2 separate regions of the Homo sapiens genome follow, and region 1 is linked to region 2. The links are chromatin contacts, found by Hi-C or POLR2A ChIA-PET in ENCODE. All regions are on one chromosome and are shown on one strand. Each heading gives the region's core, a stretch centred on a gene start or an enhancer-like site at or near the end of the contact. The rest is flanking DNA. Distances are from core to core; before and after follow the strand shown.

Region 1 (3,890 bases), core at 766-3,265, 320 kb before region 2:
GGGCAGAGAGAAAACAGGTCACAAAAATGGGAACCAAACTTATTAGAAGGCACTGTGGAATGCCAGAATCTCAGTAATCATATTATTCTTTTAATAGCAACAAGCATTCATACAGTAGGTGCAGGCAGCCTTCTAAGGTGCTTGATACCTTTTAACTCATTTGAACAACCCTATGGAAATAGGAGTTATTGTTACTCCTATTTTATAGATACAGAAAATGAGGCACAAGAGTAGATGACCTCCCTAAGGTCACATTTTGAGAAACAGAGCTACAATTTTGGTACCAAATCTAAGCAAACCTGTATCCAGGGTCCCTAATCCTAACCACTAGGCTGCAGGGCCTCTTCTCAGTTGAGATGCCTGTTTCTGGCCAGGCGTGGGGCTCACACCTTTAATCCCAGCACTTTGGGAGGTGACGGCAGGAAGATTGCTTGAGGCCAGGAGTTCAAGACCAGCCTAGCCAAGATAGCAAGACCCTGTCTCTTATGTTAAATATACACACACACACACACACACACACACACACACACATATTATACATATAATTAAATTTTTTTTTAAAAAAAGACTCCTGCTTCTAACACTTAATTCAAAGAAACCACTGATCTCTGACTCTCAGTTTCCCTCTCTGTAAAAGGGGGTTGGCACTTGCCCTCCCTACCCTACCCAGCCTTTTGACACTTAATAAAACCCTAAGAGTAAGCTGCAGTTGTTCTCTACCAGGCCTACTTCCATCTAACATTTTTCTTTGCAGGATTTGGAAACAGGAGGGTAGGGAGACCTGAGGTCAAAGAATATATACCTTTTCAATGGCATTTCAAGTGCTGTTGGTTAGATAAAATTTCCATGACTCCACTAAAATAAAATAAGATTTCTTTCTGCCATCCAGCAATTGGTCTCTTATCTTGGGCATAAAGAAGAACATGATGCCTTTCTGAACTGGATGCCTTAGTACACAAAAGGACCTCTGAAACCTGGGGCTGTAAAAACAAGCGGGTGAAGCGGAAACTGCACTGCATAATGGATATAAGCAAATCCTCTGATACAAAAAGTTGGTCGCATTGTTGTTATTCTAATCAGTAAAATAATAACGATGCTCAGGGAGTGGAATGATTTTTTCGCCTTCGACCAGAGAAACAACAGAGTGGTCCAGTGGTTCCAGCCTAGATCCCTCCAGCTCCGCGAAAGAAGCCGAGATGCTGACTTTCGCACTGCTGCGGGCAAGGAACAGAAATGCACGCACGCATGCACACGCGCGCACACACACCCCTGACTCGCGACCACTGACCTTGAGAACTGGACCCCCGGGTTCTCAGCCCGCAGCGGTGTGGGGCTGGCTGCATCCCTCCCGGCACTCACCTCTAAAGTTTTCACTAGGATCTTCATGTAGATCTCGGAGATGCCCAGAGACACTCCGAAGACCGAAGGTAAAAGGATGAAGCCGAGAACCAGCGTCAGCCAGGTGGAAAGGATCTTCCCGGCCAGCTCTGCGCCCTCCATGACTCGGCGCACCCACTCAGGAGAGGTCCGCAGTGGAGGGCCGAGCGCCACAGCAGTCCCTGTCCCCAGGCAGTCCCGCGGGAGCTCCAGGAGCAGAGCGCCGAGCCCGGCACTCACCTCTGCGAAGGGAAGAGAGGAAGGAAAAAAACTTTCAGAATTACGGCAATATCCTTCCTTCCTCCCTGGGCTCCTCCTCGCCCCTGCCAGTTAACTCTTTCTCCGCTGGCTGCCCAGGTCTGGGCTGAAGCCACCGCGGCGTGCGGAGACCTGGGTAGCGCGAGCCAGTGGTCGGAGCTGCGGGTAAGCGGAGGCACACCGCGGCGCGGGCAGAGCGCGCGAGCGCAGCCAGGAACCCGCCCCGCCCGGTGCCTGATTTCCTCTGGGTGGCGATTGCGACAACTCAGCAGATGACTCACGGAGGCCCTCCCCGAGCCAGGTTCCCTGCGGGAGCACCGCACTTTGGCACACCGGTCGCCGGCGGAGCTGGCACCGGGCCGCGGGCTGTGCTGGAAGCTGGCTGCGCTCGGGCGCCCAGCGCCCTATTTCTGCGCGCTGCCCTCGCCCCACCTCCTCCGTCACCCAACGGGGGAGCTCCCTGGCAGTACTTAGCCCAGGAGTGCCGCAGCCTCCTGGGCGGTCTCCGTTCTTCCCCGCGCCCCGCCTCCCCCAGCACTCAGCAAAGGTCCTTTCAGGAGGAGAGTTTTCATCTGAAAAATGTCAATATTTTCTTCACCCGCAGAATGAACTGCTGACGTATCTGGGACGCTTGAGGTCTTGTTTGTGTGGGTGTAAAACGAACTCTTGGAAAGGGCTTCCAAGGACAGGAAAACGCAGAGCGCACCACGCAGCCGTGTACGCCGCTTCTGGCTTCCACACCTCCTTCCCCACATGGCCTACAGCTGTGGGGCTCAATCTTGCTTATCCCGAGAGTAGGAAGCTCTCTCCACGCGTTGCCTAGCCCACTGAGCCGCCATCTCCCTGGCACAGAAACCCTGCGGCTAAGTATCTGTCACTCCCTTTCTGGGGGAAGATTCCAACCACACCTTCCCCTACCATTCAGCCAATACTATCCGCGCTTAGGCGTAGCAGAAATGCCAGGCCGGCGCAAGCCTTCATTCACCAAGCTGACAGGTGTCTCCTGGGTGTTCAGGCTCCGCGCTTCTACCGCGCCAGCCCTTATCAGAGCAACGAAGGGCAAAACCCTGTATGTTATTTACTACATTGCTGTTCTCTTAGAGACCAGAACTATTTTTAAGAATGAGCAGAAGGGATTTTGAGAAGGGATTTTCCAGATTGCCGCTGAATTCGACCAAAATCTCTTACAGGTACTTTTCAGGTGTTGTTTCAAGCTGGAAAAAAACTGAGAGGGCCAGCAAACTGAATTGAAACAGCGCTGATAGCAAATATTGCAGAGAAAATGGTCCCTGCCCAGGGTGTGGAGGAAGTGGGGAGCCAACGAAGTGACAAGCCCCTCTGTAAAGAATGTAGATGTCTGCCTTAAGTACTTACTGCCAGGTAGCTGTCACAAGCCCCCTCCCACACTAAGAACGGAAAAAATTATAACTTGATGATTAAAACCAGGTTATGGACCGGGCGCGGTGGCTCACGCCTGTAATCCCAGCACTCTGGGAGGCGAGGCGGGCAGATCATCTGAGGTTAGGAGTTCAACACCAGCCTGGCCAACATGGCGAAACCCCCGTCTCTACTAAAAATACAAAAAAATTAGCCCCGCGTGGTGTCGCACGCCTGTAGTCCCAGCTACTCAGGAGGCTGAGGCAGGAGAATCACTTGAACCCGGGAGGAGGAGGTTGCAGTGAGCCGAGATCGTGCCACTGCACTGCAGCCTGGGAGACAGAGTGAGACTCAGTCTAAAAAAAAAAAAAAAGGGTTATGAATGAAGAAGTGTTAGGAGCTTGGTTTCTCAAAATTAAACCTCTGTAAGGTTGGCTAGTTTAGAAAAACACGGAAAACGCAACTACCGAAAGCTGCCCAAAGTCCTTGCTTTCAAACACTATATATATTGAGTGCAAAACTTCAAATATTATATTGGCATATTTAACACCATATGTTCAGGCAAAACTCTTATTTTCCTTTTATTTCCTCAAACCAAGATAACTAAGGAAGGCTAAATCCTTGTACCAAAGTTTACCCCACAAGGGAGATAATACACACAACTTTGCGTGTGCTGAGTGCACACACTCTCCAGTGATTTTTGGTGCTCATGAACAAACTCCACAAAATGGTTTTGGTTTGGTTTTGTTTTAACTGTTACGGAAGAATTATTCGTCCACAGCTGTATGGTGCAATGGTAATAAAATGGAATTTGGAGTCTTCGATTGAGAGCAGCACGAACACATATAAGTTTGAGCAAGTGCTTCTGTGCTTCACCT
Region 2 (3,748 bases), core at 864-3,363:
AGAATAAAAAGTTAAATTTTAAAAATTCAAGCTGCTCAGAATTTACTGTGACAGGAAGAAAGAAAGAAACTGAAAAGGAGGAGGAGGAGGAGGGAAAGAAGAAAGCCCTATTCTGAAAATCAACTTTCTATTTTTTTCTTAAATGGATTTCCTCAATCAAGTTATACCTATCCAAATGATATTCTGTGCCTAGTGGAAGGTTGTGGAACAGAAAATGACACCTGCTCTTTTCCTCTCCTTTCCCCTGACCAATCTGACAAGATCCTTAATAGCAACTGTAAAGAGTATCTCCAGTATTATAAACGAGAGCTGGTCAAGGCCGCCCGCAGTGGCTCAGGCCTGTCATCCCAGAACTTTGGGAGGCTGAGACTGGAGGATCAATTGTGCCCAGGAGTTTGAGACCAACCTTGGTAACATAGGAAGACCCTATCTCTACAAAAAAAAAATGTTTTTTTAATTATCCGGGCGTGGTGGTGTGCACCCATAGTCCCATCTACTTGGGAGACTGAGGCAGGAGGATCACTTGAGCCTGGGAGGTCGAGGCTACAGTGAGCTATGATCACACTACTGCACTCTAGCCTGGGTCCTGGGTGACAGAGTGAGGCCCTGTCTCAAAAAAATAAAAATAAAGAGAGCTGGTCAGAGTTGCTGACTCCCCTCCAGAGAGAAGGACAGAGAAGATACACTTTTCATGATAAATCCTTTTAGACTTCTAAATTTTATAGTGTGTATATATACTACCTAGTCCCAAAATATTATTCCTCAAATCTTACATAAGGTCTAGCTCAAACAAGTCCTTCTTGATTAAGCCTTTCCCGTTTTACCACTTAGAATTCACCACTAATAGAGGGGTAGTGCTCAAGCCTGGCTGCCAGTAGAAAAACCTGAGAGATTTTTAAAAAATGCCCAAACTCGGTGCCCTCCCCAGACCAGTGGACTGAGAATCGTGGAGGGGAGGAGGTCAATCTGGGTATTTTTCAAAGCTCCTCAAGTAATGTTAATATGTACTCGGGGTTGAGAACTTTTGCCCTGACCCTTTATGGAGCCCATATTTAAGCACTCACCCTATGAGTAAACTGAGTAATTGATTAAAAAGTAAAAAACACTTTCACACCTTTTATCTCATTTGGTCTCTATAATAACAACACGTAAACTGGGCTTCATTTTCCCACTGCACAGAGGAGGAAGTGGAGAGCTGAGCTGCTAGAAGTTACCAAGGTCCCTTTGAGAGCTTCAGTTCTGCACTTCTTGTATTTGATCATCTCCCCTGAGATTAACAGATTTTGCTCTCCCCACCCAGAGCCCAGTATCGCACCTTTCATTCAAGCAGTTCAACCTCAATAACCAAAACAGTGAAAAATGAGTAGCTCAGCAGAACACCAGGAAGTCACTCCCAGTGACAGAACCCCACAGGGTGGTTCAGCTTCCTCATAGGTTTCTCACATTACGGGTAACAGTTCATCTTCCTGTTTCTTTCACTTCTTGTTTACCCCTATCAAAACCACCTCAGTCGCATATTTGAAATGCATTTTCCCAAGCCCCAGATTAATCAGAATCCCCGCGGGTGTTGTTCAAGTATATCTTGTGTGTATGTGTGTATCTGTGGGAAAATATACATAAAATTCACCATCTTAGCCCATTTTGTGTGTGGTTTAAGCAACAAATATTTATTTTCTCACAGTTCTGGAGGTTGGAAGTCTGCAATCAGAGCATCAGCATGGTCAGGTGAGGGTCCTCTTCCCAGCTGGCGGGGGTCCACCATCTCAAGGTGTCCTCACTTGGCCTGTTTGGCCTTTGCAGAAGACAGGCAGATCTGGAGAATGAGAGATTACTACAGACTTAATCAGGTGGCGGCCTCAATTGTAACTGCTATTCCTGATGTGGATTCATTCTGGAGCAAATCAGCCCATCCCCTGGTGCCTAGCAGGCAGCTACTGGTAGGCGAAGGCTTTCTTCTCCATCCCTGCATCTTGTGGCTCACTAACATGCACGTGAGCCTGGTATGCCAGGAACACGTGCTGCGCCAGCGGCTGGGCTTCCAGCGAGGTACAGAGAGGGGACACACGCCTTTCAGGGGGAGAAAGGGGCAGGGAGGGCCTCTAGGGACACCACGTCAGGACCCTCCCACTGCACCCAGGCCTTGGAGTGGGCCACCCTGCCCAGGACCCATCTTAACCATTTTTAAGTGCACCATTCAGTGGCAGTAAGTACATTCACATGTTGTGCTATCATCACCATGGTCTATCTCCAGAACTTTTTAATCTTCCCATACAGAAACACCTATTAAAGAACTTCCTATTCCCCTCTCCCCCAGCCCCTGTTAACCACCATTCACTTTCTGTTTCTAGGAGTTTGACTACTTTATTAGATTGCTGCAAAAGTAATTGTGGTTTCCATATTTAAAAAAAAATGGCAAAAGCTGCAATTAATTTGTTTTTTTGGTTTTTTTTTTTTTTTTTGAGACGGAGTTTCACTCTTGTTGCCCAGGCTGGAGTGCAATGGCACAATCTCAGCTCACTGTAACCTCTGCCTCCTGAGTTCAAGCGATTCTCCCGCCTCAGCCTCCTGAGTAGCTAGGATTACAGGCATGCGCCACCACACCCAGCTAATTTTGTATTGTTAGTAGAGACGGGGTTTCTCCATGTTGGTCAGGCTGGTCTCGAACTCCTGACCTCAGGTGATCCGCCTGCCTCCACCTCCCAAAGTGCTGGGATTACAGGCATGAGCCACTGTACCCAGCCTGCCTATTTTTTAATCGAATTATTTATTTTTATGTGGTTGAGTTGTAGGAGTTCTTTATATATTCTGGATATTAACTCCTTATCAGATCTATGGTTTACAGATATTTGCTCCCATTCTGCAGGTTGCCTTTCCACTCTGTTGATTGTTTCCTTTCCTGCACAGAAGTTTTTGCAGTCCCACTTGCTATTTTTGCTTTTGTCACCTGTGCTTTTGTGTCATACACTAGACATCATTGCCAAATCCAATGTCATGAAGATTTCCTCCTATATTTTCTCCTAAGAGTTTTATAGCTTCAGGTCTTACATTTAGGTCTTTAATACATTTTCAGTTAATTTTTGTACAGTCAAGAGTCCAATTTCATTCTTTTGCAGGTGGATATCCGGTTTTCCCAATTCCATTTGTTGAGAAACTATCCTTTCCCCATTGTGTTGTCTTGACACTCTTGTCAAAGATCATTTGATGATATACATGAGAGTTTATTTCTGGGCTCCTTATTCTGTACCATTGGTCTATATGTCTGTCTTTATGTCAGTGACATTCTGTTTTAATTACCCTACCTCTGTAATGCTTTAAAATCAGGAAGTGTGAGGCTTCCAGCCTTGTTTTCCTTTCTCAAGATGTTTTGGCTATTTTTGAGATTCTATATGGATTTTAGTATTTTTTTTCTATTTCTATAAACAATGACATTGGAATCTTTGATAAGCATTGCATTGGATCTGTATATTGCTTTGTGTAGTATGGATATTTTAATGCTTCCAATCCCTGAACATGAGATGTCTTTCTGTTTGTGTCTTATTTAATTTCATTTAGCAATGTTTTACAGTTTACTATATGCCTTTCACTTTCTTGGATAAGTATTTTATTTATTTGATGCTGTTGTAAATGGGATTGTTTTATTAACTTTTTTCAGATTACTCATTGTCAGTCTTTAAAAATGCAACTGATTTTTGTGCGCTGAATTTGTATCCTCCAACTTTGCTAAATGTATTAGTTCTAACAGTTTTTT

What was found. Hi-C counts contacts between places; a loop is a spot of excess contacts on that map. ChIA-PET counts read pairs that join two places held with the same protein, here RNA polymerase II (POLR2A). Pooled maps may share reads with other maps.
Region 1: a pooled map shows a loop between it and region 2 (8-fold over the local background). The contact joins the promoter of GPAT3 here to the enhancer-like site in region 2. A Hi-C loop is called at or near these places in 7 of 50 pooled maps. POLR2A ChIA-PET finds 5 or more read pairs at or near these places in 2 of 52 experiments (MCF 10A and activated CD4-positive, alpha-beta T cell).

Annotation. Positions count from the first base shown.
Region 1 is chr4:83,534,233-83,538,122 of GRCh38, reverse strand. GPAT3 (glycerol-3-phosphate acyltransferase 3) reads right to left here and starts at 2,015. Exons shown (of 12, transcript NM_032717.5): 1 at 1,360-2,015. The coding sequence starts at 1,500.
Region 2 is chr4:83,215,501-83,219,248 of GRCh38, reverse strand. No RefSeq gene overlaps it. Among named protein-coding and RNA genes, the nearest start is that of COQ2, 67 kb to the left of the region's middle. RefSeq lists an enhancer at 2,172-2,241. Within about 2 kb of position 2,113, at least 14 of the 41 ENCODE cell types and tissues checked have a DNase peak (open chromatin) inside an H3K27ac peak, as active enhancers do.